Linked DNA regions of Homo sapiens: region 1 is linked to region 2. A link is a loop called in an ENCODE intact Hi-C map of the cell type or tissue named here. Cell type or tissue: ovary. All regions are shown on one strand. Each heading gives the region's core, and the rest is flanking DNA. Links, peaks and the distances in the headings are about the cores only.

Region 1 (15,148 bases), core at 2,615-10,614, 130 kb after region 2:
GGACTAGGAACCAGTCACTTAATCTCCTCATCTACTAGATGGATGATTAGGATCCACCCATTGTGCCTCTCAGTATTTTTGTAAGAATTACATGAGATAAATTCCTTCTGGACAATTTGCAGAGACTTGCCCCATGGAAGAATACAGGTTAACCTCTGAATAGTGTACCTGCTAAATTTTCCTCTACATTCTGAAAAAAGGAAGAAAGGGGACAGGAACCATCATTTAACACTTGCCATGGATCAGTCACAGTACCTTCACCATTTAACCCAACTCATGTAATCCTTGCCTTGTACACTGTGAAGCAGGCCCTATATGTCCCGTTTTACAAATGAGGAAGCTGAAGTTCAGAGAGCTAAAGTATAGCACCTAAAGCAATCCAGTTGGTAAATAACAGACCCAGGATTTGAACGCAGATCTGTCCAACTCCAAAGCCGTGCTGTTTCTTCTGTACAAGGTCAGTGAGAAGAGGACTATTTGGCTCCCTTCCTAGCCCTTCCATTCTGACATCATCTTCACTTCTCAGTAATGGAGACAGACCTCGACCCACCATGGTTAGGCCTAGCTCTAAAGTTGTTTGAAGGATGATACTGCCTTCTGACCTTCAACCTGTCTCTGCTTCCCCGAACTCCAGCCTGCTTTTGTCCACAAAGCCAGGCTGGATGCAGAAAACATTGTCCAGTCTTCCCAAGTCTGATGTGGAATATTGTGTGCTTGAGCAGAGAGCACAGAACAGAGATGAGACTGCTGAAATAGGGGAGGAATGGGAGAGAGGCAAATATACCCTGGTTCAGGATGTTTGAACTGCCAAGCATATTTCTTGGAATAAAAGCAAGAATGGACGCTTTCAAAAAGCACCTAGGCATTGACCTTGAGCTCTGCAACGTCTTCTGCATCTTCTCAGGTAAGGAGGAATCCCTGAAAACTCTGATGATGGCTTGGGACAGCATGATTTGCAGAAGTCACCCAGCTTTGGCTAGATTTGCTATCTTGGTATGGGGGCTGGGGGAGAGAGTGTCATCTGCAGGAAATACTGATAAAGCTGTTCTGGCTGAAACCCCATAGGGAATCCATAGTACAGTTTATTCCAAATAATGATATGAAGTTATACCCTCAAATACAGGACCTCAACTTGATTCTGCAGTAGACTAGGTTCAACTGATGTTTGTTTTTTTGAGTAAATTAACACTTCTGCAGAAGGCGGCTACATGCCTCAGTAAGCAGAGGATGGGGGAGGTGGGGAGAAGAGACCAGGGGCCCTCAGGGTTGGGTCAGAGCCTCCTTAGCTTCTATCCACGTGGCAAAGCTGTAGGTGTGCTTGTGTGTCTATTCCTCTGTGTCTCTCCCTGCACGTCAGACAATCCAGCTACAATCGTCAGACTGCTCCCTTTACATTTCTGCTGGGGACTTGGAGGGAGGAGGGAATGGGGAAAGGGCTCCCTATTTAGAAATTGCATTGAGATGGAAAGACAATATGACACATCGGCTCATGTCAAAGGAGCTCATTCTTCCCGCCTACAGCATTAGCAATTTCCTACCAAGGTTCAATTTTTTTAAAGAAATTATTATTTGGTTTTAATTTATTTTATTTGCAACATAACTCAACAAGACATTGCTGCTCAGAGCAGAGTGGGAGCCTGCCCAAGGGCAGAGACTTAAGTTGGGGGCAGGAGATGAGCACATTGGCTATTTCCGAAGAGAGGAGGGCATAGGAGTGGGAGGCCTCTTGTTTCTGTCTCAAACCTCCTCTCATTCTGCCTCCCATTCCACCCCAGCTCCTCTTCCTGCATCTGAGAAGTCTGGTCTGGAGGTGCCCAGACTCGGGATGCTCCATGCATGGCTGTAGGCGCAATGAGAACGATGGGGGAGGGGGAGCTGAAAGTGAGTTGGCCTCTGTAAAACCACCCTCAGCTTCAGAGCCAGGAAAGGCTGCCTCCCTCCTCCCTTTGCCCCAGCCTCCTCTTTTCTCCCTCATGTAAAATCCTAGAGTGCTGTTGCTGGAAGGAGCCTCAAAGAGCTCCTAATCCAACTTCACATAGGCACACTGAGCCCCAGATAGGGGATGTGACAGCCTCGTGGCTGCTTTGGTGCACCAGCCCTGAATCCCAGCCCTCCCAGGCCCTGTCCAATGTACTTATTTGCCACCACTCCATGCTTAACTGTCTCTGCTCCTGCTTCTCTCCTCCCCACCCCTAAACCCAAACTCAGAATGGGATTTCTCTGAGAGATAGAATTGAAGGGCAACAATTCCACTTCTTTCCACCTCTTTCCCTCTCTGGGTTTGAGTGGGACCCTGGATCCTCCCTCCCAGCTCTTGGTGGGACCCTGGGACTCTGAATTTTATCTCTTCATATGGGAAGAAGCAAAGGTGTGTTTGGGGGTTGGGTTTGCAGGGCAAAGGGGTTTGAGAGACAAAAAAGTTTCCATCATTACATGAAGAATTTTTCTGCTTTGTGGCTGGTTATGTGACCACAGTGGTATCAGCAATTGACCTGGGGGCTGGGGGAGGTAGCGGGCTAAAGAGGACAACTAGGGTGAGGCTTTACCTTAATGTCTCCTTCTGAATGTGTGTTTCTTTACCTGTACATCTGTCTCCCTGTCTGTTTCTCTGTTCTCTATTTCCTATAACTGTCTCTCTGTATCTCTGTCTCATCCTCTGTCTCTCTCATTTGTATCTGTCTCTTGCCTCTATTTCTGTCTCTGTTTCTTTCTCTCTGTCTCTCTCATCTCTGTCTCTCCCACACACGCTAACTCCTACAATCCAACTTCAATAGCTATTGACTGACCCAGGGGCCCTAACCTGTTTCTGCAGCCCTATCAGGGCAGCAGCTCCTTCACACTGCTAGATTGAGAAATGCCAGGTCCGGAGCTGCTGCCGGGGCGCCAGAGACGCTGCAGAAGCGCCTGCCGAGTGTGGAGGCTGAATCCAGGAACAATGAGAAATTATCTGTTAATTCTCGGCTCCTGCCACCTGCTCTGCTCCAAACAAGCTCCTTTGCCTTCAGTTTAGATGCAAATTCCCCCACTCGATGTAAGCAAAATATTGATTTCCCTGCATCACAGGTCTGGGCCCTTGGAATGGTCCTGTGTTTTTTCATTCTCTGCAAAGGCAAAACAAGGTGCTTTGTTCTGTGAATTTCCCCCAGGAACTCGCGAGGGGGAGGGAGAAATAGCAGGGGAGTGACAGAGTTGCCATAAACACGGGCAAAGAGCAGTTCTCCATTTGTATTTTACATAAACACAAACCTGCCACTTGGGAAACTGCTAATAAGCGTTTAGCCAGAGGCTCTTCTGGGTGCTGAGATCTGCATCGGGTGATGGAAAAGAAATTAATGGGGCCTCTAGGCTCCTCAGGTGGGTTTTCAGAAGCACCAGGAAGGCGCATAGGGATGCCAGAGCCCCACTTGTTCTTGGAACAGCAACCAAACACCTCCAGCAGGAAGGCAGCCCGGATTGCACAGTATCGCCTGCGTCGTGTCTGCTTGGTCCCTGCCTGAGTTCCTAGCCTTCTGCTATCACAGGCACAGGGGTCAGGGTGGAAGCTGCGAACCTTCAACAATTGCCTCTCCCTCGTCCCCTAAACTTATGCCCACGCGATGGTAGCACCAACTGGGTCTTCAGCACCGTGGACAGAGCCAGGGGGCGCCTCACGGTGGAAAAGCCGCCTGGCTGGGCCAGGGTCCTCACAGGCCTTGCCTTAGCCCTTGGTGCCCCAGGCACCAGCTGCTAGGGGATCGCAAGTCCAAGGGCCGGTTGGCACAGATGGCGCGCAGTGGAGACCGCCAGGAGCTAAGGCTCCGAATCTCCTCCCTCCGGAACGTGAGTCACTGCCCGAGTCACTTCCAATAAGCGTGTTAATTAAGAGGCAAGACCTTTCTCCCTCGCCAGCCACTCGGGCATACACCAACCCAGCAGCCTCCAGGGGCTGCAGCTAAAGCTTCCTTCCCAGCTCCGGGAGAGCAAATGGACCTGAGTCTGGGGCTTCAGGCGAGCCCCACACAGAAGGGGCCCCACCGCCGACAGGTGTAGATCAAGAGACTCCCGAGATAGGCCCCTGCAGGGCGCTGGTCCCCCGGCCTCCCTGACCATGGCTCACAGACTTCCAGCGCTGAGTGAGGCAGCTCGAAGCCTCTCAGCCGATCTGTTCCTGGGCCTCACTCCACAGTTTCTGAGGGGATCTCTACTTTAAGTCTAGCCTCAATCCTCCCGTTGAGCTTTCTGTCTTTCTTGTTATGCTTAGCAGAAAGATACATGATCTCTGGTGCTGTTTCACCGAAGCAAGGAGGTGGGTCGGCGGAACTGAGCGCCCTGCGCCCTCTTGAAATGACCCCCCATTCCTGTTTGCCAGAAACTTTTCCCTCCCGTTGCCATGGAGAGAGACGGCCGCTGCCTCCCGTCGCCATAGCAACATGCGGGTACCGCGGACCGCAGGATTGCGGAGCTCGGAAAGTCTTGCAGTTCGCATCGCCCGCCTGTCTTGGGGTCTTCTACCTCCGAAGCTGGGACTCGGGGGCCAGTCTAACTGCTCCCGTCAGGAACCTCGGCCAAGGTCCTCCCAGACCCTGCCTGACCGTCGCTCTTTCTGTTACGGGGTTATCTATTTCTCTGTCATTCGTGTGGCATGTGGCAGTTTACCCAGTGTTTTCACAAACACGATCTTTCTATCCCCAGGGAGTCCGTGAAGTACTTAAAATCATTACACCTCCTTTACGGAGAGGAAAATTGAGGCTCAGAGACGCCCAAGGTCACACCAGGCAGTGAATGCGGAGTGGGAACCCGGACTCTTTCCTGGCCTTGCACCCTCCGAGATTCGGGACAGCCCGGCTTCCCGCCTCGAAACCCCCACCCCCCGGACTCAGGCCAGTCCCTGAGTGTAGAGGGGGCGGCCGCGAGGCGCCAGACTCGCCAGCTGCCGCGGGATGCCACGTGAGGGGCGGGGACCCTGCGGGGAAGTGATTAAAAGCAGAGCGGAGCCGCAGGGGGCCGCTGCAGGGAGGGTCTTCTTGGGGCCGTCGTGCCCCGCCCCAGTGCGGCCGGGGCGCGGGTTCGAGCTGCTGCTCGGCAAGCCTGGGTGTCTAGGGCATGAGCGGAGTGTGGGGGGCCGGCGGGCCTCGGTGCCAGGAGGCGCTCGCGGTCCTCGCCTCGCTGTGCCGGGCCCGGCCGCCCCCTCTCGGGCTGGACGTGGAGACTTGTCGGAGCTTCGAGCTGCAGCCCCCAGAGCGGAGTCCCAGCGCGGCAGGCGCAGGTAACGGGAGACCCAGGGCCCCCTCCCTTCCTGGATATCCGTCCTGCGATCTCCCTTCCCCAAAGCCCCGGTCCCAGGAGCCCCAGAACCTAGAGAGAACTCCCCAGCTCGGGATTCTGGATTGGGAGCCAGCCTCGTCCAGCCCTCTGGCCCATCGCTTGCACAGCCAGGAGAGACCCGAAGGGGAGCGGAGGTTGGGGTAGAAGCCCCCGGCCCTCCTGTATTACTACTGCGGAATGCGGGGGACCCCGCAGACAGCCAGGCTCCCAGGACGGGGCACCCTTGGGGCTTCAGTTTCCCTCGCATCTCCAAGCTCGCTCTGCGGGCGATTTGCCAGGAGAGGGGTCCATGGAGAGAGCGGGAGACGAGGGGCGCCCGGCTGAGGAATAGGGCTTGCCTCCTAGCGAGTGTCGAGGTCCCCGGGTCCGTGCGTCGGTCTGTCCGTCCGTTTGTGTGTTCTCGCGGTGAACGCGGGCGGACCCCCAGTCTCTCCGGGAGAAACTTGGGTCTGCGGCTGGCACGAGGTCTTTGTGTCCGGGTGTCTCTCCGGCTGCGAGTGGTTTTCCGCGTCTCCGCTGGGGGGCGGGGGACAGGGGGCGGGGTGGGGGAGGGTATGAGGGTGTTGCGGCGTCCTTCCCCCACCCCCTCTCGCCCCTATAACTCGCTCCCTCCGTCCCTCTCGGACTCGGACTCGGGGCCGGTGCGCGACTGAGCTGGCGCCTCTAGCCGACTTTGCCAAGAGGGCGCCTCCTGCCCGATCCGCGCTGACCCTGCGCGGGACGCAGCCCCAGGCGGCTGCCTAGCCGAGGCGGGAGCCCGAGCTGAGTCGAGCTCGCCGGAGCGGGTGAGTCCCGAGCCCGATCCCCGCCGGGCTGGACCCTGGCGCGCAGCTGCGGCGTCTCCGGGGAGTCGCGGCAGGGGGAATGGCGTGTCGCGCCCTGGCGGCGGGAGCTGCGGGAGGGTCGGCGACGTGGCGGCCGGCCCAGGGTATTTACCTGCTGCACCAGTGCCCGGCAGCCACGCTCGCCGGCTGCCGCGGGGCTTCTTTGTCCCGATATCTGGAGGGTCCGGGGCGGGAGGGAGTACTGGGTCGCGTCCCCTCCATGGGGGAGGGGCTGGGGGAGTGAGAGGCCTGGAGATAATGCGGAGTGGGGGTGGGGAGATCCTGCAAGGACCAGGACGCCGGGGTTCCAGGAGACTCTGCAGGCTCCATCCCTCCTTATTCCCCCACCCCGACCCCAGTAGCGCTGGGCCTAGGAGCACTCGGGAGTTGCTCAGTGGCTCTGCACCGCTGGCGCGGGAAGGGGAGAAAGGGGCTGCCAGAGGCGGGAATTTGGTCCCCACGCGCTGCTCCAGGGACGAGAAGCCAGGGACCGGCGGTTCTGGGAGCAGGTACAGGTGGGGTAAACTCCCCAGCGGCTGCAGGTCCCAGGGTCCTGTTTTCTTTCACTTGAGGTTAAAGGTCGTATATAGAGGTAGATACCCGTGAGGAGCAGTTCGGGGGAGGGGGCGGTGGGCCAAGGGGAGGCTTGTGTGTGTGAGGGGGCTGTATCCAGCCTTGGGGTGAGCGGAGCCCACCTGAGCCCTGTGAGGGTCGTAGGAGGCGCTGCTGTCCCTAGTTGTGGCAATGTTTAGTCAATGGTTTGATCACTGCAGCAGAAGGGACTGAGGTTAGACATAAAGAACTTTTAGAGGGTGGTACAGAGATGGAGGTTGGGGAAGTTGATTCCCTGCCTTGGAGATTCGCAGAACACATTAGGCCTAACAAGTTATTATTATAAGACTCTGGTTCTCTGGTGCCATCCCCTCCTACACCACGCATACACACCAGACACAGAATTTTCCCTATCAGGGAGCCTCTTCCTGCCTCTCCCTACTCCCCAGCTCCCTTCCGTCTTTTCCACCAATGATCCATCTCCAGTGGAGCCTTAATGCTGGTCCTGACCCTCAGAGCCTAGAGGGTGAGAACATACCTGTGGAGTTCCATCTGGGATGGAAGCTGACTCTCCTGTCTGTTCAGGGCAGAAATGCTGGGGGTGACGGTGGAAGTTGCTGGAAGTGGGGCAGGGCTGTATGTGTGCAGCACATCTTGGTAGGGGGAGGCACAGGTGTTCTGACTCCACAGAGATACCCATAATCTGGAATGACAGGTGCCTGGATGGCCAGGTTGAGGGTGAGAAAAGCCTGAGGGGTGAGAGTCGGCAGGCCCAGATGAATTACTATGCCTTCCCTGCAGGCTGCATCAGAAGATGAGTTCTAGTTGTTAGCTCAGGAAAACTTTAACTTTGGCTGCTGAGTCACAAGTCCCAGGAAGCCCAGGGTCCAAGCTGAGAGGCTGAAAGGGATATGGGGAGGCAGGAGCAGACCCTTTGATCATAGCAAGAGAAAGATAGTGGTTGAGAGTGGCCTTGGGATTTTGAGAATTTAGGTGACCAGAGGGTCTGGGGAGATGCCATGGAGTTCAGGACCAGGCCCCAGCTGTTCCGCCTCCCAGCCTGCTCTCTGGGTCCAGATTCTCCAACCAGCACAATGCTAGAGCTTTTCATTTGTTGCAGTTTTATGAAAAATGCAAGTGGCTAGAGCAGGCCCAGCTCTGTTTACCATTTTATGTTTTCCCTTGACTTCTTCCTGTTCTAAGTCTCTAGCTTACAGATTTCTAGTAACACCCTGAGACTGAGATTCAGACTCCACTGTCATTTGCTGAGACTCCTCTATAGGCTAGAGTCTGTGCTAGGAATTGCACAGGAAGTCTCAGTTAATCAGACCCTGACTTGGAAACACCTGTACACAAACTGTCCAAACTAAAAGCAAGTTTCCCCTTTTTCTTTAAAAACTCTGAAGCCATAGGCCTGCTATTCTCCTTAATACACCCCAAGTGAACACTAATAAGCAGTTCTCCACCTTTCATTGTGTCATTTGCCTTGTAGAAATGAATGAACTTTTTCCATAAGCCAAGCTGCAGAGGTTTAGGTATGGTCAGCATGGGTTCTGGACTTAAGGTAGCAAGCAGAGGTCCAGAAGTGCTCCAGCAAATGCAGAAACCTGACAGGAGACCTCAAGCTTCCCTGTTTTTCTTAGGCTGGCAGCCGGGAGTGGTTAACTCCAGTTTACTTGTGGCCATGAAATTTATGTGATGTTTGTCCTTCTCACTGGAAGGATGGAATTCTGCAGATTTTGCCCTTTTTGAGGAAAGGTACAATGCACAATCCTTTAGAACCCAAGGAGATGATATTCTGACTAGTGTGTTTTGAGCTTTAGAGTTCTAGAAGCAGGGTCCAGTATCTAAGAGTTGTAGAGCCCTTAGATTTATAGTTCTAGAAGTTTTCTTCTCCCTCTGACTTTGATGAGAACGTCAAGTAGGGATGGTGGTTTCAGTATGTGTCATCCCTCTAAGCTCTGTACAAAAGACATGTTCTCTTCTAACTGTCTGAAGTTTATCTTCCCTGTCCACAGAGTTAGGGGTATAACATGTGGCTGCAAATAGTGAGGAGTGGCATTGAGGCATCTGGATCAAACCAGGTTTCTTTATGGTCTGTATAGGGTTGTCTGGAGTGGGGAAAGCATGCTAAGACAAAGTTCCGACTAAACTGGGTGGCACCCTTTCTATTCTTGCTTAGGAAAAGAAGCCTCTAAGGACTGAGTCACACTTAGGAACTGAAATCAGAGGAGTCTCTGAAAGTAGAAATAAACAGGGGCATCCAGATCTGGACCCTCCAAGTATAATGACACAACCTCATCCCTCCCTTCTTTCTTCTAGGAGCACTGAACTCTTTCTTGCTCCCCGAGGACCCAGGCAGACCCCTCCTCTCACTAGTTGCAGGTACAAACAGGGAGAGAAGCATAGAGGGAAAAGAATTTCTGGCTGTCTGCCCTCCACCTCCATCACTCCAGCCTTGATCCCACATTCAGAAGGGCCACATGCCCTGACCCCTCAAGCAGAAAGGTACAGTTACCATCCACCAAACTAATAATATTAATAATTGTTAAATTAGTGCCAATGTTCTGTTAGCTGTAACACTCCACATTAGTCTCCGATTTAGCTCTGAATCCCCTAATGATGGTGGAAGTGAGCGCCCAGTCATAAAGCTTGGTGCGGCCGTAATTAGCTTGGCATTGTCTCTCCTCATCACAGCTTTTTCAGGAGCATTAATTCCTTCTCTGTTTGGACTCTGCTAATTATCCCCATTGGTAGCTCAGTCTGGATCTCTGAAAGAAGCAAAGGAAGCAAAAGCCCTCTGCTCCCCTCCCCCCAGCCCTGAATTTTAATTACACCGGTTCTCCTAATAAACTTACAAGCCCTGGCAGAGCTTATTATTAATTATTAATGGGCCACGTCTGAGCCTCAGTACAGAATAGCTCTGTTCTCCCAACACACACACACACACACACACAATCTCTCTCTCTCTCTCTCTCTCAGATATTCCTCAGGTACACCTTTTCCAGAGGCCACTGGTTACTTGCCTGGTGGCTGGTGGGCAACCTGAAGTGTCAGCTTTCCAGGGAAGAAGATGGGGCAGGTGGTCACCAGGCTGGTCATAATCTGAGTCTCTGGGGCTCTGTCCAGGTTCATAGGGTCAGGCCAAAAAGTGGGAGTATCCCTCCCATCCTCTCCTGAGTACAACTAAGAAATGCCTGCCCCCACTCCAACTTCTCTGTCCAGCCTGGGACTCCACAGCTCAATCTGTAGTCCTCCCAGATACGTGATTCAAGAGCCCAGATTTGGGCATCAGCAAGTCCTAGGTTCAAATCCCAGCTCTTCTCCTTAATGCACTGTACCCTTGAACAAGTTACCTGGTTAACATCTCTATGCTTAGTTTCTTTATCTTTAAGGGTGTATACCAATTTCTTAGGGAGGCTAGAAAGGTTAAATTAGATAATGTAAAGGGCATAATGCTCACTATGTATTAATAAATAAATAAATAAATAAATAAATAAATAAATGATATTATTAGTATTTTATGAGTGGTTCTGCCCAGAATCTCTTCTCTTCCCAGGCTAAACGCTCTTCTTCCAAGCTCCTGGGCCTCTGCGTCACTTGCTCCCTGGCCTCTGGGCTGTGCTTTGTCTATGTCTCTGTCTGTGTCTGCACGAGAGCTCCTTGGCCGAGGCAGCTCCTGCTCTCCCCAGCCTGAGCACTGACCGTTTCTGAGGGTCCACCACCAATTCCAGGCCCTGAAGCCAGCCTTCTCTGGCTTTGGGGTGAGTAGGGAAAATGGTTCTTTCTTTTTGCTTCCTCTTCCCAGTTTATCTCTTCAATTACAATCTGTTAGCAAGAACGCCTGTTACTGTTACAAAATGGATTTTTCTGATGTGGGAGCCCATTAGAAAAATGGGAACAATAGCAAGCAATAAGAATTGCTGATGAATTCTAACACTATGGGTGGAGAAGAGGGGAGGGGGCACTAGGGCTGTCTTTGGAGAAAGAAGTGTCAGTGGGGGAAGATAAGAAAGCCCTGAGCTGCTATTTAATAACCCAGCATTTTCTGGAAGAGGAGGGAGACCATGGGCCATCACCCCAACCAGACAGTCTCATTTAAGGTGACAAGCAGATCCTATCCTGATGGCCTTGAAGGGGATCTCAACTTCCCAGGAGAGAAGAGGGGCCTGACGTCCCTCAGATTCTTTGTCCTCTGATCTGGAGTCTCCCTTCCCTGCCTCAAAGACTTAGCTTAGCTTTGTGTCTGTTCTGTATACACAGTCAACTGTTATCCTCCACCAAAAAACAAAACATGAAGAATAACAGCAGCTTACATTTTGGGGACATTCACTGTGTACCAGGGCCTGTGCTCAAAGTCTTAGCTTATTTAATATTCACAATGATTCTGCAAAGTAGGAATAATTCGAATCCTGACTAAATAAAAGAGAAAACTAAGATTTGGACAGGTTAAATAACTTGCTCAAGGTCACGCAATTAGAAAGCAATGAAGATGATACATGCTGTGCTGTCGGTCATTCTGGCACTGCCGCCCACCTGAGATGTCCATCCTGTGTCTGAGCACCTGTGAGTTCAGTTTCACAGCCAGGGCTAGAAGCCATGTGCCCCTGTACAAGGCTATGTCACTGGGGTGTGATCCCAAAGCCTAGTTCCATAGCTGTTTTCTCTCCCATGAGACTGCTGGAGAGTTGGCTACTATGGTTTACCAAATCAGGTGCCCATGAAATACTAGAGCTCCTCTGATGCCTGAATGAAAACATTTTACAATGAATATTGAGCAATAGGCTTCTTTTCCCCAAATTTCAAGAAATTTTTCAAGAACATAGGATGTTCTCAATTATAGGTTTTTCTTCCATGATCTTCTTCTTACTTCTTTGGAATTCATTCCTGTTCACCAGCTGGCTGGTGATGGTAACAACAAAACAACTGAGGAGGCAGCAAGCAAATGAGTATTAGCAGGAAAAGCCTGGAGATGTGTGATCTGAACCATAGTTTGTGTTACGTCTCAAGATACAGACGGACCTGGCTATGTCCAAAACCATTATATTATTTCTGCTAGTAAGATTGTTCTTGGTTTGTAAAGACAAGGTTAAAGCTATCTCTGTTGATTAATGTTCAATGGTTTTCAGGTGTTCTGCCCATTAAACAAATTTCAAAACTAAGGACTGTTTCAAATTGGGCTGGGCATAACTAATTCTAATAAAAATAGGTGATATTTATTATATTGCTTATTACATCTTAGGCACTATCCTCAACAGTTTTGGTCTCATTTAAACCTCACAATGACCCTAAAGGTAGATACTATTATTACCCCCAATTTATAGATGAGGAAACTGAGGCTGAGAAGTGTTACATAGTTTGCCAAGGTCACAGTTTAAAACTAGTAGAGGTAGACTGTTAGTGAGGCCAGTCTGACTTCAGGGCAATGCTTCCTTCTCTCTAAGCTGAAGAAGAAGTAAAGAAGAAGACAGGGAAGAAGCATCCAAATACCTAGGAGGTACTTTCTCTTTTTCAGTGCTGGGCTGAGCCCTCTCTCCCTTACTGGAGGCTTACTTCTAGCTTTTCCTGAAGTGAACGTGTGGTGTAAATTGGAAGAGCACTGGATCAGGACTCAGAAACTGGCAGAGTTGCCCATCAAAGTTCTAGCTGCCTCAAGGGGTCAAAGTTCAAACAAGATGTGAATGGGAAAAGGGTTTTGAAGGCTATTTGTGCACCTGTGATTTCCTAGGGGACATGTCCCAGTGGGTTGGCCCCAGCAAGCCCAGAGTGGGAAGGCATACAGCTTAGGTTATCTGGGCCTTTATGCAGCCCTTAGGCTGTACAGAAGCCTACAGCCCTTTCTAATCTCAATGTAACTTAAACTAGGAGATGAGGGATGTCTGAGTTCAAGGCCACATACAGTGATTTTAAATGAGCTGAATCTTCTACAGTCACCTCCTCCCTGCTGCCTGCTTCTGGTCTTACTAGCCTTGCTCACCAACCTTGCATCTCCTGTGAAGACAAACCCACTCAGTGTTTGAGACCTAATTCTCCTTGCACTGCCTGCCAGTGAGATGTCAAAAGCCCAGGCTCCTCTAGTCCTGCAATAAGATTCTTCAGGCATAGGACGGGCCTCCTGGTCTCATATAACCAGTATTGAGTGCTGGGTGCTGATTCCAAAAAACCATGCCCTCTGCCTCCCCTAATCACAGCTCTGAGGGAACAGCAGCTGGGGGTCACATGGAGAGGCAATCTAAATAGCAACCACACCAAGGAAAACCTCATTGTCCTGCCCCACCCCCTTCTCCTACCTCTCTTTTCATTTACGAATTCAATTATTTGTCAGGCTGAACATTTAAATGCACTCTATGCTCTCTAGATTCCCCCTACTCCCCTTCTCATTAAAATTCTAATTATTACCAGAACAAGTAAGATGTATGATCAAAGGAAAGCAAAGCCCTAGAAACACCTTTTGTTTTGAGGTGACTCATATTGCAGAGAATGCATCCAGAACAGCTGTAACAGAGAACAGATGTGAAGGGCTAGAGATGGCCAGATATGTAGAATAAGGACACATATAGCTGTGGTGACTTCCCTGGTGAGCCCACTAGGATAAAGACCTGAAGAAAGAGTCTCCAAATTATTTAGATCATGAACTCATAACAGGTTAAAAAAAAAAAAAAAAAAAAAAAACTTAATACCTCCAATATATGTTTTTTTGTTCCCAAGTTACATACATGTTCCACAGAGGTGATACTTCAGAACCAGACTGGCTGGGTTGTAGCCCAGTTTCACCACCCACTAGTTGTGTGACCTGGGAAATCTATTTAACCTTCTGTGCCTCAGTTTCCACATCTGCAAAATGAGGATAATAATCATACCTTTTTCATTGGAGAGGATTAAATGAGTGAATAGATATAAAGCTCTTTGAACCTTAGACATAGTAATGTTGAATAAATTGCCTAAATCTAATAACATGCTATTATTCCTATCAACCTGTATATTAAAAATTTGATTTCTTTTAAAGATTATAAATATTAAAATGGCTTGGTTTTTTTCTCTTGTGTCCACCTGCCCCGAGCTTCACCCCATTGGAGACACCACCACATTGGAGACCTTTAGTATAGAAGTTGACTTAGAATGAGCTTTCCCGGTGTCTGGCAGTCTCCAGGTGAAGGACTACCTCCAGCTCCTTTGGCCAGGGAAAGGCTCTAATGTCCCTGTGCAGGGAGCCAGGTGTTGGGAAGGCTTGGGAAGGGGGTGGTGGTAGGTGGCTCAGGACTTGAGGATTCTCTGCTATTATTACCTATTCTCGGAGGTGATAACTGATCTAGGCAAGTAACTTGCAGCAAAGGAATCAAAAGGCAGTGCTGGCTTCCCAGAGAGAGTGGCTGATATCCTCAACTCCTTCTTGGCCCCTGATGTGGGATCTCTTTCCCTGGAGCCTATGTGCTGTGGGAGTACCTGGATCCCCTTAGCAGGGGACTGGGCATTCAAGCCTTGCTCAGAACTTGGCACATGGCAAGTACTCAGTAAATGTTGCTTGACCTTAATTGAAATGAGAGCTAATTACAGCCTTCTCATACATCATTCTTTCAGTCACTCATTCATTCCATGTGCCAGTTTCTATGTGAGGCCCTGAATCAGACAAAGAGGAAAAACACGTGTCATAGTAGCCTACAGTTTAACCAGAGACAGACAGGTCAGGGCAGAGGAAAGAGTGCCAGCCTGGGTGGTGGACATCTGGACCCTAGTCCAGGTTCTGTGTCTGACCAACCTGTGACTCCAAGCAAGTCCCTTCTGTGAACCACTGCTGCCATCTTTAAAGGCACAGCCTGGCCTCACTACTTGTGGGGTCATTTCTTACCTTAAATAGTAAGATTTTTAAGGCATTTGGACAGGCTAATACAGAGGCTTCAAACTTACAAGCTTTCAGGGGCCAGACAGGGAACAGGAAGTGGAGGGTTGAGCTGGTGAGGACATATCCTTACAAAGAGAGTCACCAGTTCCCACCATGTGGGAGCCCATGTTCAATTACCAAGTCATTGGTCTTTTCCAGTGAATTCAGAAGTCTGGGGTGACGATGATGATGGAATTTCTTAACGTTTCAATCATTAAGCAAGCCAAACAAAACTCTTCTGCTAGTTTGTCCACAGTAACCTTTTTGCAAACCCTGCAAAGTATGCCCTTGGTTCAGAGCCTTCTAACTTCTCTACTCCGAGCAAGAAGAGGCCTTGGGCTCAAAGGTTCATTCCCAAATTTGGAGAGGGAAGTGGGATGGGAGGTCTGCTTAATAATTTCTCACAAAGAGGGGCATCCCTCATAGGGGCATACCCCTTTCTTGGGATAATGGGCATCCCTGGGGTCAGGGGTGGGCTGGGGGTGGGGGAGTGAGAGCCCACCTCCAAACCAATCACAACATTTAAAATACCAGTTTTACAGCAAAGCTCTTGAATAGCCACAGGAATGGAGGAGGACAGCTCTAGGAA
Region 2 (15,148 bases), core at 3,429-11,428:
GGAGAAAGATGTAGGCTTGGAGGCTAGGCCAGTCTCACCTTTTCACGTTTTTCTGCCTGCTTTATATTCACAGGCAGCTGATTAGATTGTGTTCCCAGATTAAGGGTGGGTCTGCCTTCCCTAGCCCAGTGACTCAAATGTTAATCTCCTTTGGCAACACCCTCACAGACGCACCCAGGATTGATACTTTGCATCCTTCAATCCAATCAAGTTGGCACTTAGTATTAACCGTTACAGGGAGCCGGCTCTGCCCTACTCCCAGCTCAGTCCTCCGTGTCATAGGCACCCTCCTGTCTCAGGCCTTCACATATTCTCTTCCCTCTGTCTGGAGAGCTCTTCCTCGAGTACCTGCCCCTCTGCATCCCTCTCCTCCTTCAGGTTTTATGCACATGTCACCTTCAGCGTGAAATCTCAGCTGACCACCGTTTTAACATGTGCAGCCCATTCCCCACCCCGCCAAATTCCCCACCCCCTTTTTCTGCTCTACTTTTTTTTTAGTGCCTATCACTGCCAACACTACATATTTTACTTATTTTATTTAAAATGCAAGCTCCATGAGGAATTTGTGTCTGTTTTGTTTATTTCCATATTCCCAGCACCTACAATAATGTCAAGTACATAGTAGGCATAAGAGAAAATACATATTTATTGGATGGACAGACAGGGATTGACATCACTGATGTGTGAGGAACAGGAGTTCTGAGAGAGCAGCTGAACACTTAGCGGAGGCTCCAGCGGGGACTGCCAAGGCAGTGTGGAGACCTCTGGAATCTCAATGTGGAAGCAGCTGAACGATGAGCCGCAGCCAGATGAACTAGGAAGGATGCTGTAAAGTTGATCCCAGAATCGCGGGTGCAAGGGGAGAGGGAATAATACTATGTGTCTTACATCCTACCCGGGTAATATTCTAATTCCACGCAGCTTCCTATGTGCGGAACTGAGCCCCCACCCAGTGCCTTTCTCACCCCCAGAGTGGAAAGGGGCCCGTGCAGGCTCAGGACTCTTGGTATTTCTCAGAAGATTAGTTTCTACTATGGAAACCGGGTAGTTCAAAAGCATAAATCAACGTGCTGTTTTGCAGTTTACAAAGTACTGTTGTACGATATAATAGCAAAATTGCTCAGAGAGCAATTATATTATCTCATGCAGTAATATGTATATTTATTGAGCAATTATCCTGTGCTATGTGATTTACCTACAGTATCTCCTTGGACTCTGACAGGTTATTATTGTTATCCCCAAGAGTGTATTCATCCAATAACATTTATTGAACACCTACTATTTGTCAGGCACTGTGCTATGTATTGATGCTGTAAAACTGTATTGGTCTTGCTTCAAGGAATCTACGTTTAATGAAGGACAAAAACACACAAAAAATCAATTATTGCAGCCCTATCAGCCCAAGGTGATATGTGTTATGGAGGGCAGTGGAACAGGAAGAGGTACAGCTACATCACAAGATCCACAGGAAAAATGAACTCACAGCCTTTTTTTTTTTTTCAATTACTTTCTGGGCCGGACAAGCTGGCTCATGATTGTAATCCCAGACCTTTGAAAGGCCAAGGTGGGAGGAATGCTTAGGCCCATGAATTTGAGACCAGCCTAGGCAACATGGTGAGATCCTGTCTGTTGAAAAAGGAAAGAAATAACCAGGCTTGGTGGTGCACGCTTGTAGTTCTAGCTACTGAGGGGGCTGAGGCAGGAGGATCACTTGAGTCCAGGAGTTCGAGACTGCAGTTAGCTATGATCATGCCACTATACTGCACTCCAGCCTGGGTGACTGCAAGATCCTGTCTTGGAAAAAAAAAAATCCTACTTTCTTCTTCCTTAATCATGTAAGGCTCTTTGTTAATTTCCTCCTTTGACTGATGAATGGACTTTTCCAGGGAAGTCAATTAGTCTACAGACACTATTTTTATTTACAATGACCAGAAATCAGGTTAGGTTAGAGGCTGTCCCTGGGGCTGGTTCAAGGGAGGGTGATGGAAAATCTTGTGTGTCACTCCTTTCCCTTTCAGAGTCTCTCCAAAGAAGTCTTTGTTGCCATCATGCAAGATTTGAAGTCTCTTTTCAGGGGGATCAAAACCCCATAAATCTACCCACACACATAGACCCTAAGAGTCTTATAAAGATACTGCCTCTAATATCTCAAAGTGGGGAGTGGGCAGCCCAGAGAATGCAGAATGATATGCTGGGGAAATGGGAAGCAAATATTGAGGTGTCTGCTACTAATGTTTTATCTAAAAATGCGAAAAGAATTAAGCTTCACTTAATATACAGGTTGATGCATGCATGCTTGCTTGGTCTGTCTGTTGCTCCCATGTCACATACAGACCTCAAGGGGTATCCTGAGGAACACTGAGTGTTACAGTTTGACGAGTCGCTCATTGGCTTTCAGAGTATTGTAGCTTATTCGTGCCACTTGAGAGGATGGGCAAATTGGATTATTTAGTCTTAACTAAACAAATCCTCACAAAACAGAGTGGCTTAAGAAGAGCTCTACAAAGAAAGGAGTGTGATGATAACACCCACAATGCAAATGCAAATAAACAACAAGAAAATGGCACTGTCCCTAATTCAAAAGAAGCTCATTGTCAGACATATCATGAGGTTAGAAACCATAACAATCTAATCAGATCAGACAAGATGTTGACAAAAACAAGTTTAGAAGTTATCAAGGGGACAGTGCCTTTACTTCCATTGGCATTTGTGATAAACCTCATCCTAAGTGTATATGAAGCCTTGAGACATTGGCTAATAATAGAAATGCATCAATATAATAAGATAATAATATAGATAAGTAAATACACTATATTGGAGTGTATGTTCAACATTTTTGCTGCTACGGTTATATGATTTTTTAAAAAATTGAAGGCCTCTGTTTTAGGGACCTAGCACTGCTTTAACAAGTCTCGGACCTTTAAGTTAATATTCACTGTCATTTGGGCAGAACTGAGGTAGCAGGTGGGACTAGACTCTGGAGGTGGGGCTCAGACACAGGACCAAATTGAGGACTACCTAAAACAGGTGCAGTGTGGAAGCACTTCTCCATAAGACATGAAAACCAGTATGCCATGTCAGCTTACCATTGCCATGGCAACACCTGAAAGTTATCACCCCTTGCTGTGGTGACAACTCCACAGAGGCTACTACCCTCATCCTAGAAATTTCTGCATAAACTGCCTCTTACTTTGCATATAATTGAAAGTGGGTACGAAAATGATGGCAGAACTGCCTCTGAGCTGCTACTCTGGACACACTGCCTGTGGGGTAGTCCTGCTTCGCTGCTGCTGCTATACACTGCTGCTTCAATAAAAGCTGCTGTTTAACACCACCAGCTCACCTTTGAATTCTTTCCTGGATGGGGCCAAAAACCTTGGGCTAAGCCCCAATTTTGGGGCTTGCCTGTCCTGCATCAGAACCAGGTGGCTAGTGTGTATAGACCTAAGATCAAGGGCTTGTTGCTTATTCACTTACAAGCTGCATTTCTTAAACAACACTATCAGAATGCTGATGTTCTCTGAAAAGCTGTCCTGTGTGCTGTGAGCCTTTGCAAAAATAAATCATATTTTATAACAAATAACCATTTTATACTGTACAATAGTGGAAAATACTGAAATGTAGTTTTATAAAATCTTTTCTTCATGTTGTGAAATTTAACTTATAAAGTTTCCTGTCGCCCATATGTATTATTTTTGTTTGTGTCTTTTCTTAATCTGACAATGATTTTTCTTTTGGTGGAAGAAAATCTGCATAGCTACTCCACATGTAACAGTGTTGCTTGGTGAGTCATGGTCGCAGAAAGTTTAAGAAATGTTCCTTTAGAGCATGTGAATAAATCTTGCCTCAATCAAATTCTTTTTCCTGCAGCCTCCCCTGCTGGGCTCCCTTCCTTGGCCTCTGAGCCTGCTGCTTGCCTTGACCCCAAGTTCAGAGGCTCCCAATGACCTGGCCCTTTGCTGTCTTTGTAAGGCCAAACCTAGGGATGAGCCTCTTCCTCACAGGTTAGGGGCTTTCACCACCACCTCTGGGTCTCAGAAGGTGAGGAGTGAGAACAGACCTCTGAGAATGGGCACCCCTGGGACCTTGTGAACAGGTGCTGCTTAGTTCCTAGAGGAATTCAGAGGGAGAACTGCATGGCTGGCTACCAGCTCCTTGCCTCAAGATGCATCTTTCCAGGGTGGTGGGTAGTTCAGTGGCGAGTCGCTCAAACCGGGCTCTGCTGTTTGGACACGTTACTTAGCTTCATTGTATGTCCGTTTTCTCATTTGTAAAATGAGGATAATAATAATGCCCACTTCTTGGACTTCTTGAAAATGAAATGAGAATCCTATAGTCTAATGCACTTGGCCTGATACATAGTAAGTTGTCAAAAAATGTGAGCTACTGTTATTATCAAGCATTATTTACTTATATTCAGTCCCCAGCTGAATAATGGGAGAGAACTTCATGGCTAATGTAAAATTGGACTTTGACCACACCTACTTAGAGGGTTGGCACTTCTCCCTCCAGAAAATAACGGGACCTCATACAATTTATTCTAAGTAGAACAACTTAAATATAGTTTATAGAAATGGGATTTGGGAGCAGACAGATTTGGACTCGAACACCAGCTCTGTCACATGTTGCCGTGATCTTGGGCAAGTCACTTAGCTGTTGTGGGCCTCATCTGTGCAGTGGGTATTTGCACAGTAATACCGAGTTGTGAGAACATGATGTAAGCACAGGATTCAGGAGAGTGCCTGGCACTTAGTGGGATCTCAATATCTTGTCCCTCTCCCCTTTTCTTAATAGCCATAATAGACATTGATAGAAGAATTAACATTTGCTTAATGCCTACTGTGTGCCATGCACTAGTTAGGATTTTATAATCTTACATAATCTCCTGTATTCATTAAAATGATGTAAAGTATATATCAATAACACAATTTTGTGGATGAAAGAACTAAGTTCAGAAAATTTAAGACCTTTTTCAAAGTCAATAACTTGACTGCAAAAGTCCATGCTATTCCTCCTTCCCACTGGCTGCACCATCTCAGATCTCTGGACCAGCAAACACTATACACTATTCTCCTCTAAAGGAGAATACCTAGTTTCACCTCTAGTTCCAAATGTTGGTAATTAAACCAGAACCAGCATGAAGGAGTTGTTGTTTGGAACTTTTACCATAAGCCTGCAAGACACTTAATGTTACCAGCACAGCCCCTGGTAAGGGGAATATGGTTTGTTTCCCTCCAACCCCTAATTACTGTGACTTCCAAGACATACTCATCCTTGCCAAAGCTTCTCTCTAACTCTCCTCTTATCAACACAGTGATGGGCCTCTCTAGTTGATCCCTTAGGGGTGGAAGATAGGGGCACAGAACCTTGCTGTCAGGACTTTAGACAATGGTTCACAGGCTATCACTGATGAAAGTTTAGTTGGCAATCCAGGGCAGTCTTCATCAAGAAGAAAGATGGAAAGGTAGCCCTCTGTAATAACCACTAGCTGTTAAATTTGACCACCATCTGAAATTGATAATCCCAGACTAGCTGGATCAGTTATGGTCAACTAAAATTTATGTCACAGAGGAGCCCCTGGGAATGGTGCAGGGCAGCAGGTGTGGGAAGGTGATGAGCACAGGACCACATCGGAACCCAGGCAGGTCGTTCCACACTCCCAGCATGGTTGCAAGACAGAAGCCCCAGACAATGTCTTTTCAAAAATAAAGATACCTTTATTTTCTTCTGATTTTAAAATAATGCATGCATATCATTATTATTTTAAAAAATCAGACAATATGAAAAGGCTTAAAGAAGGAAATGAAAATTCCACTCTTAATTCTGCCACCTGGTGATAACATTCTGTGTAAATCCCTCCAGACTTTTTTCTGTTCTAGCCCCCCACAATTGTTCTGAAAAAAAGCAACCTTTCCAAAAGCATATAGATTGATGTTGCTATATTTAATGGAATTATGATATTCCATTATACAGATGTGCCATTCCATTATAGAGATTCCATTATAGAGGTGTAATATTAAATATAGCCATTCTTTTCTTTTAAATTGTTTCCAATTTGTCATTATTATAAACAAAGCTGTAACAAACACCCGGTACATTTTTGGTATTTCATCCTGTGGTTAATCCTGACACTGAAATTCCACAAGATTTCAGGAATCTCAATATCACTTATGTATAAATACTTAAGAAATTATGGCTGAAATATTCATTTATTCACTCATTCACTCAATATATGTACACGTGTATATATATATGTGTGTGTATGTATATATACGTGTATATATATACGCGTGTGTGTGTGTGTGTGTATATATATACGTGTGTGTGTATATATATATATACACACACACACATATTGGGTGACCATGATGTTCCAGACACAAACCTATGTTCTGTGGATATGCAGTGAATAAAACAGGCAAACTCTCTGCTCAGAACACTCACATTTAAAGAGGGGAGACAAATGATGAAATAAATGACAGTGTGTTAGAAGGTTGCAAATGTTAAGGAGAAAAATGAGGCAGAAAAGTGTGGTTTTCTCTTATAGTCATTCAGTATTTGTTCCCTGTTCTCTGTCATCATCATGCTATTTAGTTTTTCACTAAATGCCTGTTAAGTCCCTATGCTGTGCCATAAACTGTGCTAAGTATTGGGAATGGGGTGGAGAGTTGTGTGGAATATGCGCCCTAGCATGGACAAGCCCACATGTCATCATTTTCTTGCTCGTGACTTCACCATTTCATATGTGTATATTTTGTCTTCACAACTACATTAAAAGGTCTTAGCGGGTAGGAATCCGTCCATATTCTTTGTGTTCTCCTGAGCTTTTAGTGTAATGTTTTTGTACAGAGTTAGTGTTCAATAAATGCTTGTTCCATACTTGTGACATAGAAATAATGCAAGTGGTTTTGAGAGATGGAAAACTGGGTTCTGATAAGCCAAGAAATGGGTAAAAAAAAAAAAAAAAAGCACTGATTAATACCCAAGGTTAATGAGAAAGCTAGCTATTTAGCTCATAGAATTGGCATTTAAAAAAACTCGTTCTAAATCATGTGCCATCTAATCAAATATAGTGATATAAGTATAGTAAATATAGTAATTTTAGCAAATGTTGTGCAAATCTGGCTGAATAAGTAATACTATTTTTTTAATAGAAAAACACAAACCAAGCAGAGAAGCATGCTGGGTTTTAAGCCGGCTCTGTGTGGCTCATTTACGCTGTACCCACATCCTACTAACACACACCCAACTCTGCCTGCAGGGGGAGCTCCAGCACTCATTTGAGTCCCAAGGCCTTAGTTGCAAGGGACTGTCAACCCTCCCAGCAGTACTCGGTTTTGAACTCTCTCCCATCGTCCTGGCTAGCAACCAGCTGTTTGATCTGCCATTAAAAACAACAATAACAACAACAACAACAACAACAACAAATTTTTGCTATCCAAATGTAGGTAACTCTAAAAGTATGAAGTAGTTCAGAGTTACGACTTCGGCTTTAGAGCTATCATGATTGAATACCTAATATTTGTCAGGGATTGTGTCCTGCATGTTACATATATTATTTCTAACTCTCAAAACAAACTTGCAAGAGGGGTCCTATTATCCTCACTATTACCCTATGCAGACAAGGACTCTGCAGCTGAGAGAAGTTAAGGAACTTGCCTGAGGTCACAGTGTCAGTGGTGGAGGCAGGTCTGCCTAAATTAGGGCCTAAGCACTTCTACCTTGCACTCTGCTCTCTGTAGCTGCCCTTATTTACCTGTTTATTACTTGTTACTATCATCATTATCATCAGATTATTGTTACAGTTGATGTCTTTCTGGCAGAGGCAGTGCAGTTTTTTTTGTGTGTGTGACCTGGGCACACTTTGTTTTTTGACATGGTGCCTTGCTCTGTTGTCAAGGCTGGAGTGCAGTGGTGGGATCACAGCTCACTGCAGCCTTCACCTCCCCAGGCTCAGGTGATCCTCCAACTCCCTGGGCTCATGTGATCCTCCCACTTCAGCCTCCTGAGTAGCTGGGACTACAGGCGCATGCCACCACACCTGGCTAATTTTTTGTAGAGATGGGGTTTTGCCATGTTGCCCAGGCTGGTCTCAAACTCCTGGGCTCAGGCTATTCTTGCAACCCCCGAGATGTGGTTTGGCTGTGTCCCCACCCAAATCTCACCTTGAATTGTAGCTTCCATAATCCCCACGTGTTGTGGGAGATAATTGAATCATGGGGGCGGTTTCCCCCATACTGTTCTCGTGGTAGTGAATAAGTCTCACAAGAGCTGATGGTTTTATAAGGGGTTTCCCCTTTTGCTTGGCTCTCATTTTCTCTTTCCTGCTGCCATATAAGATGTGCCTTTCACCTTCTGCCATGACTGTGAGGCCTCCCTAGCCACGTGGATCTGTGAGTCCATTAAACCTCTTTTTCTTTATAAATTACCCAGTCTCGGGTATGTCTTTATCAGCAGCGCGAGAACAGACTAAAACACCCTCCTTGGCCTCCCAAAATGCTGGGATTATAGGTGTGAACCACCGCACCTGGCCTGTTTTTTAATTTTAAGACTAGTTTTTTAAAGAGTAGTTTTAGGTTCACAGCAAGACTGAGAGGAAGGCTCAGAAATATCCCATACCTTCTTCCCCGAAACATGCACAGCCTCCCCCATTATCAACATCCCCCACCAGAGTACACCCTATACAGAGTACACCAGAGTACACTGTCATATCGTTATCACCTAGTGTTCATAGTTTACATTAGAGTTTACTCTTGGTGTTGTACATTCTATGGGTTTGGACAAATGCATAATGACATGTATCCACCATTATAATATCGTAGAGAATAGTTTCGCAGCCCTAAAAATTATCTGTGCTCCACCTATTCATCCCTCCCTCCCTGTAACCCCTAGCAACCACTTTTTTTTAACTGTTTCCATAGTTTTGTCTTTTCCAGACTGTTATATAGTTGGAAATGTACAGTATGTGTAGTCTTTTCAGATTGACTTCTTTCACTTAGTCATATACATTTAAATTTACCCATGTCTTTTCATGACTTGATAGCTCATTTATTTTTAGCCTTGAATAATATTTCATTTTCTCGATGTACCACAGTCTATTTATCCACTCACCTACTGAAGGACAGCTTTTGACAACTGCAAATAAAGCTGCTATCTACATCTGTGTGCGGGATTTTGTGTGGACATAAGTTTTCAACTCCTTCAAGTAAATACCAAGAAGCATGATTGCTGGATTGTATGGGAGGATTATGTTTAGTTTGTACGAAACTGTCTTCTAAAGTGGCTGTACCATTTCCCATTCCCACCAGCAATGAATGAGAGGTCCTTTTGCTCCACATCCTCACCAGCGCTCAGTGTTGTCAGTGTTCTGGGTTTTGGCCATTGTAATAGGTATGTAGTGGTATTTCATTGTTTTAATTTACATTTCCCAATAACATATAATGTGGAGCATTGTTTTATATGCTTATTTGCTATCTGTATGTGTTCTTTGGTGAGGCATCTGTTAAGGTCTGTGGCCCACTTTTTTCTTTTCTTTTTCTTTTTGGTAGAGACAGGTTCTTGCTCTATCACCCCAGAGGGAATGCAGTGGCACCATCGTAGCTCACTGAAGCCTTGAAGCCTCAATATCCAGGGCTCAAATGAGCCTCTCGCCTCAGCCTCCCAAGTAACTGGGACTAGAAGTGCGTGCCACCACTTGTGAATCAATTCCTTGCCCTAGCTAGGACTTCAAATACAATGTTGAAAATGAATAGTGAGAGGAAACATCCTTGCCTTGTTCTTTATCTTATTTGGAAAGCTTCTAGTTGTCACCGTTAAGTATGATGTTAGCTATAGGGCTTTTTGTAGATTTTTTTTTTTATCAAGTTGAGGCAATTCCCCTTTATTCTTAGTTTGCTGAGAGGTTTATCATGAATTGGTTTGGGTTTTTTCAAATGCTTTTTTTACATCTACTGATAAGATCGTGTAATTTTTCTTCTTTAACCTGTTGATACAATGGATTACATTAATTGATTTTTGAATGTTGAACCAGCCTGTATACCTGGGATAAATCCCACTTGGTTGTGGTGTATAATTATTTTTATACATTGTTGGAATTAATTTGTTGATATTTTGTTGAAGATTTTTGCATTTATATTCATAGAGATATTGATATGTAGTTTTCTGGTTTTGCAATGTCTTTATCTAGTTTTGGTGTTAGGGTGATGCTGGCCTCATAGATTGAGTTAGGAAGTATTCCCTCTGCTTCTATCTTCTGAAAGAGATTGTTCAGAATTGGTATCATTTCTCCTTTAAAATGTCTGGTAGAATTCATGAGTAAAACCATCTGCACCAGATGCTTTCTGTTTTGGAAGGCTAATAATTATTGACTCAATTTCTTTAATAGATATAGGCCTATTCAGACTGTCTATTTTTCCTTGTATTAATTTTAGCAGATTGTGCCTTTCAAGGAATTCATCTATTTTATCTAGGTTATCAAATTTATGGGCACAGAGTTGTTCATAGTATTCCTTTATTATTCTTTTAATGGCCATAGGATCTGTAGTGATGTTGCCTCTTTCATTTCTGGTATGTGCCCTTTCTCTTTTTTTCTTAGTCTGGCCAGAGCCTTATTGATTTTATTGATCTTGATCCTTTCAAAGAACAAGGTTTTGATTTCATTAACTTTCTCTACTGATTTTCTATTTTCTATTTTATTGATTTCTGCTCTACTATTTATTTCTTTCCTTCTGCTTACTTTGAATTTAATTTGCTCCTCTTTTTCTGGTTTCCTAAGGTGGAAGCTCAGATGATCTATTTTAAATCTTTCTTCTTTTCTAATGCATGCATCTGATGCTCTAAATTTTCCTCTAAACACTGCTTTCATGTGTTTTCCTCTTAACTTAGCTAAAAATATTTTTAAATTTCTTTTGAGATTTCTTCATTGACCCATGTGTTATTTAGAAGCGTGTTGTTTAGGGACTCTTCCTGTGGATGCAGGCACCATGTCCTTGACTGCCCTCCTCTGCTGCAATCACATTTCTGGTAGGCAGTGGATCAGGGAAGCACCAGCAGCTGTGAACCATGTGGAGAAACACTACTGGCCGAGCATGCCCTACCTGACTGTGGGACAAGAGTACAGCAGTGCTGAGGTGCACTTGGCAGAGCCCTTTGAGGCTGTGAAAGCGGCCAATATTTCCAAGTTGCCTCTGTATAGATAGATTTGTTATAAACCAGCTCAGTCATCTCAGTGTCAACAAGAAGTTGTCATCTTCTTGTTGAATCATCAACACCTTGATGGTCACCTTGAATCATCGTCATTCCTTGATTTTGTGGATCATGGGGTTGCCATGTCTTTACCTGGTCTGGTGCTGAAAAACTGTAACTGCTATAAAAATGTGAGGCTTTGGACCAGAGTCTTATTAAAACAAATGTGAGCATAGTGGTCTGCATATGGAATATCTAGGGCTCTAAACAGATGAATACTTAAAAGTATAATTAATGTCCTATTGTTTTTCATTTCTTTACCCTGACAGGAAGATATCAGGGATTTCCTGGGTCACAGATGATATAAAACACATTTTGGATGAAAGCTGCAATAAAGCTACTAAGTATAATTTGGGATTTTTTTTTAAGTATGAGATAACTTCATGGGGGCTTTATCATGCATTAGTTTGCTTATCTTCTGTCAAGAATAACTGGCTAAACTTAAATAGAAATGTGAGGTTCTTCAGTTACACATTCTCCTAAAAATAGCATTTTCTTCTGGGATTTGACTACTAAATGAAGACATTTAAATGAAGTAAAAGTTATTTATCATAACTTTAAAAAAGTGTGCTGCTTAATCTCCATATATTTGGGGATTTTCCAGAGATCTTTCTATTACTGATTTCTAGTTTAATTCCACTGTGATCTGAGAGCAGGCATTGCATGATTTCTATTCTTTTACATTTGTTAAGTTGTGTTTTATGACCCAGATTGTGGTCTGTCTTGGTGAGTGTTCCAGGTGAGTTTGAGAAGAATCTGTATTCTGCTGTTGTTGGATGTAGTCGTCTGAGTAGTCTGTAGACGGTCATTATATCCAGTTGATTGGTGGTATTTTTGTTGTTGTTGTCGTTGTTGTTTCTAGAGAGAGGGTCTCACTCTGTCACCCAGGCTGGAGTGCAGTGTTGTGATCATAGCTCACTGTAGCCTTGAACTCCTGAGCTCAAGGGATCCTCCTGCCTTAGCCTCCCAAATTGCTGGGATTACAGGTGATGGTATTGTTGAATTCAACTATGTCTTTATTGATTTTCTGCCTACTAGTTATGTTCATTCCTGATAGAGGGGTGTTGAAATCTCCAATTATAATATTAGATTCATCCATTTCTCCTTGCAATTCTGTGAGTTTTTGCCTCAGGTAGTTTGATACTGTTGTTAGGCACACACACATTAACAATTGTATGCCTTCTAGGAAAATCTACCTCTTTATCATTATATAATGCCCTTCTTTAACACTGATAACTCTTCTTGCTTTGAAGTCTGCTATAACTGAACTTAATATAGTTACTCCTGATTTCTTTTGATTTATGTTATCATGATATAGGATGGATTCTCCATCCATTTACTTTTAATCTACAATCGTCTTTATATTTAAAATGGGTTTCTTGTAAAAAAAATATAGTTGGATGGGGTTTTTTGATCCATTCTGATAATCTCTGTCTTTTAATTGGTGCATTTAGACCATCGATGTTTAACGTGATGATTGATATAGTTGCATTAATACCTAAGATATTTATTCCTGTTTTCTTTTTGTTGCTCTTGTTCTTTGTTCCTCTTTTTGTTGTCCACTCTTTTTCTGCCTTTTGGGGTTGTAACTGAGCTTCTTATGTGATTGTATCTTCTTTCTTAGTGTATTAGTATGCAGTCATGTGCCACATAATGATGTTTTGGTCAATGACAGACTGCATATATGACAGTGGTCCCATAAGATTATAATACTGCATTTTTACTGTACCTTTGCTTTGTTTAGATGTGTTTAGATATACAAAACTTACCACCATGTTACAACTGCCTACAGTATTCAGTCACATGCTGTGCAGGTTTGTAGCCTAGATAACAAAATAACTCTAACTCCTTCCCCCAATCCCTTGAATCATTGTTGTCATTCATTTCATTTCATCATACAAGCATAATAAGCATATATGCATAAGCATACATAATCAAATACATTGTTGCTATTAATATTTTGAACAAACTGTTATGTGTTAGGTCAATTAAGAATAAGAGAAATAGGTTGGGCACAATGGCCAGCACTGTGGAAGACCGAGGCAGGTGGACTGCTTGAGCCCATGAGTTCAAGACCAGCATGGGCAAAATGGCAAAATGCCATCTTTACAAAAAGTACAAAAATTAGCCTGGTGTGGTGGTGTATGCCTGTAGTCCCAGCTACTCGGGAACCTGAGGTGGGAGGATCACCTGAGCCCAAAAGGTTGGGGCTGCAGTGAGCTGAGATTGTGCCACTGCAAAAAAAAAGAATAAAAATAAAAGTTTTTATTTTATCTTCATTCATTCCTTCTTCAGTGCTCTTTCTTTCTTTATGTAAACCCAAGTTTCTGACTTACATTATTTTCTTTCTCTCCAAGGAACTTCTTTCAACATTTATTGCAAGGCAAATCTATGGCAACAAATTCCCTCAATTTTCGTTTGTCTGAGAAAGCCTTTATTTCTCCTTCACTTTTGAAGGATAATTTCACAGAGTACAGAATTCTAGGTTGGTGGGTGTTTTTCTCTCAACACTTTAAATATTTCACTCCTCTCGTCTTGCTTGCATGGCTTCTGAGAAGTTGCATGCAATCCTTATCCTTGCTTCTCTATAAGGAAGGTGTGTTTTTCTCTGGTTTCTTTCAGGAGTTTTTCTTTATGTTTGGTTTTCTGTAGTGTGAAAATAATATACCTAGAAGTTGTGGTGTTTTTTTTTTTTTGGCTCTGTTTTATGGCATTTATCCTGCTTGATGTTCTCTGAGCTTCCTGGATCTGCGGTTTGGTATCTGACATTAATTTGGGGGAAAATTCTCAGTCATTATTGTTTTAAATAATAATGTCCTTTCTGTCCCTTTCTCTCTTTCTTTCCCATTATGTGTATTTATACCTTTTGTATTTGTCCCATAGTTCTTAGATATTCTGTTCTGATTTTTGTCGGTATTTGTTCTCTTTGCATTTCAGTTTAGGAGTTTTCTATTGTGGTATCCTCAAGCTCAGAGATTCTTTCCTCAGCCTTGTCCAGTCTACTAATAAGCCCATCAAGGACGTTCTTCATGTCTGTTACAGGGTTTTGTTTGTCATCTCTGGCATTTCTTTTTGGTTCTTTCTCAGCATTTCCATCCCTCTGCTTTCATTGCCCATCTGTTCCCACATGCTGTCTATTTTATCCATTAGCTCCCTTAGCATCTTACTTATGGTTGTGTTAAATTCCTTGTCTGCTAATTCCAACCTCCCTGCCGTATCTGGTTCTGAGGTTTGGTCTGTCTTTCCACACTGTGTTTTTTGCCTTGTAACTTTTTCCTGATAGCTGGACATGATATGCTGGGTAAAGGGTACTACTGTAAATAGACCTTTAGTATTGTGGTGGCAAGGTTCAGGCGAGAGGAGAAGCATTCTAGCACTGTGAGTAGGTCTCAGTCTTCTAGTGAGCCTGTGCCTTGATTGTGTGAACTGCTCCTGTGCCTCTTAGTCCCCACACCCCCCTTTAGTGTGACAGGAAGATTGAAGTGGGCTGGAATTGAGTATTTCCCTTCCCCCAGGTTAGCTAGCCTTTGATGAAACTGCCAACAGGTTAGGCTCTGGCTAACTAGTTTCTCCTGAGGGCAAACCTTGTTAAGAAGAGCAGAATGCTCTAGAGTGTTCCCAGTGGGTTCCATTTCTCCTCTCAGAAACACAAGGGCATTTTTCTCTGATATGTACTGTATGGGTCTGGTAGAGCTCCTGGGGGTCAAACTCACAAATGCATGGGGCCCCTCCCCATGCCTAGGCTCCCCTGGAGTTTATAACTCTCAGACTTTTCCACACTGAGCTTCCAGCAGTTTGTCAATTACAGTTCTGCTTTTGCTGCCCAGCGCTGGTTCCTGCAGAGGTTTGTGCTTGTGAGTTTCTATTCTGGTGTGTTGTGACTCTTCGTATCTGCCGGTCTCTA

The links. Peaks named below come from ENCODE experiments on the same cell type or tissue, not always from the same donor. Only the 100,000 strongest peaks of a DNase experiment are listed, where the experiment ranks them.
Region 1: a loop joins it to region 2, with 2.0 times the contacts of the local background. A loop is called at or near these places in 5 of 110 quality-filtered maps.

Annotation. Positions count from the first base shown.
Region 1 is chr1:114,143,707-114,158,854 of GRCh38, reverse strand. SYT6 (synaptotagmin 6) reads left to right here and starts at 4,986. Exons shown (of 8, transcript NM_001253772.2): 1 at 4,986-5,245. The coding sequence starts at 5,083. RefSeq lists a silencer at 1,974-2,268 and enhancers at 3,198-3,811, 12,599-13,311. In ovary, for the core only: no CTCF peak of the experiment used is centred there; DNase peaks (open chromatin) are centred at 4,427, 5,182, 5,614, 6,044 and 1 weaker place; H3K4me3 peaks cover 2,014 bases; H3K27me3 peaks cover 1,296 bases.
Region 2 is chr1:114,275,110-114,290,257 of GRCh38, reverse strand. It overlaps the pseudogene MRPL57P1. Among named protein-coding and RNA genes, the nearest start is that of SYT6, 130 kb to the right of the region's middle. In ovary, for the core only: a CTCF peak has its summit at 7,260 (motif pointing right); a DNase peak (open chromatin) is centred at 7,257.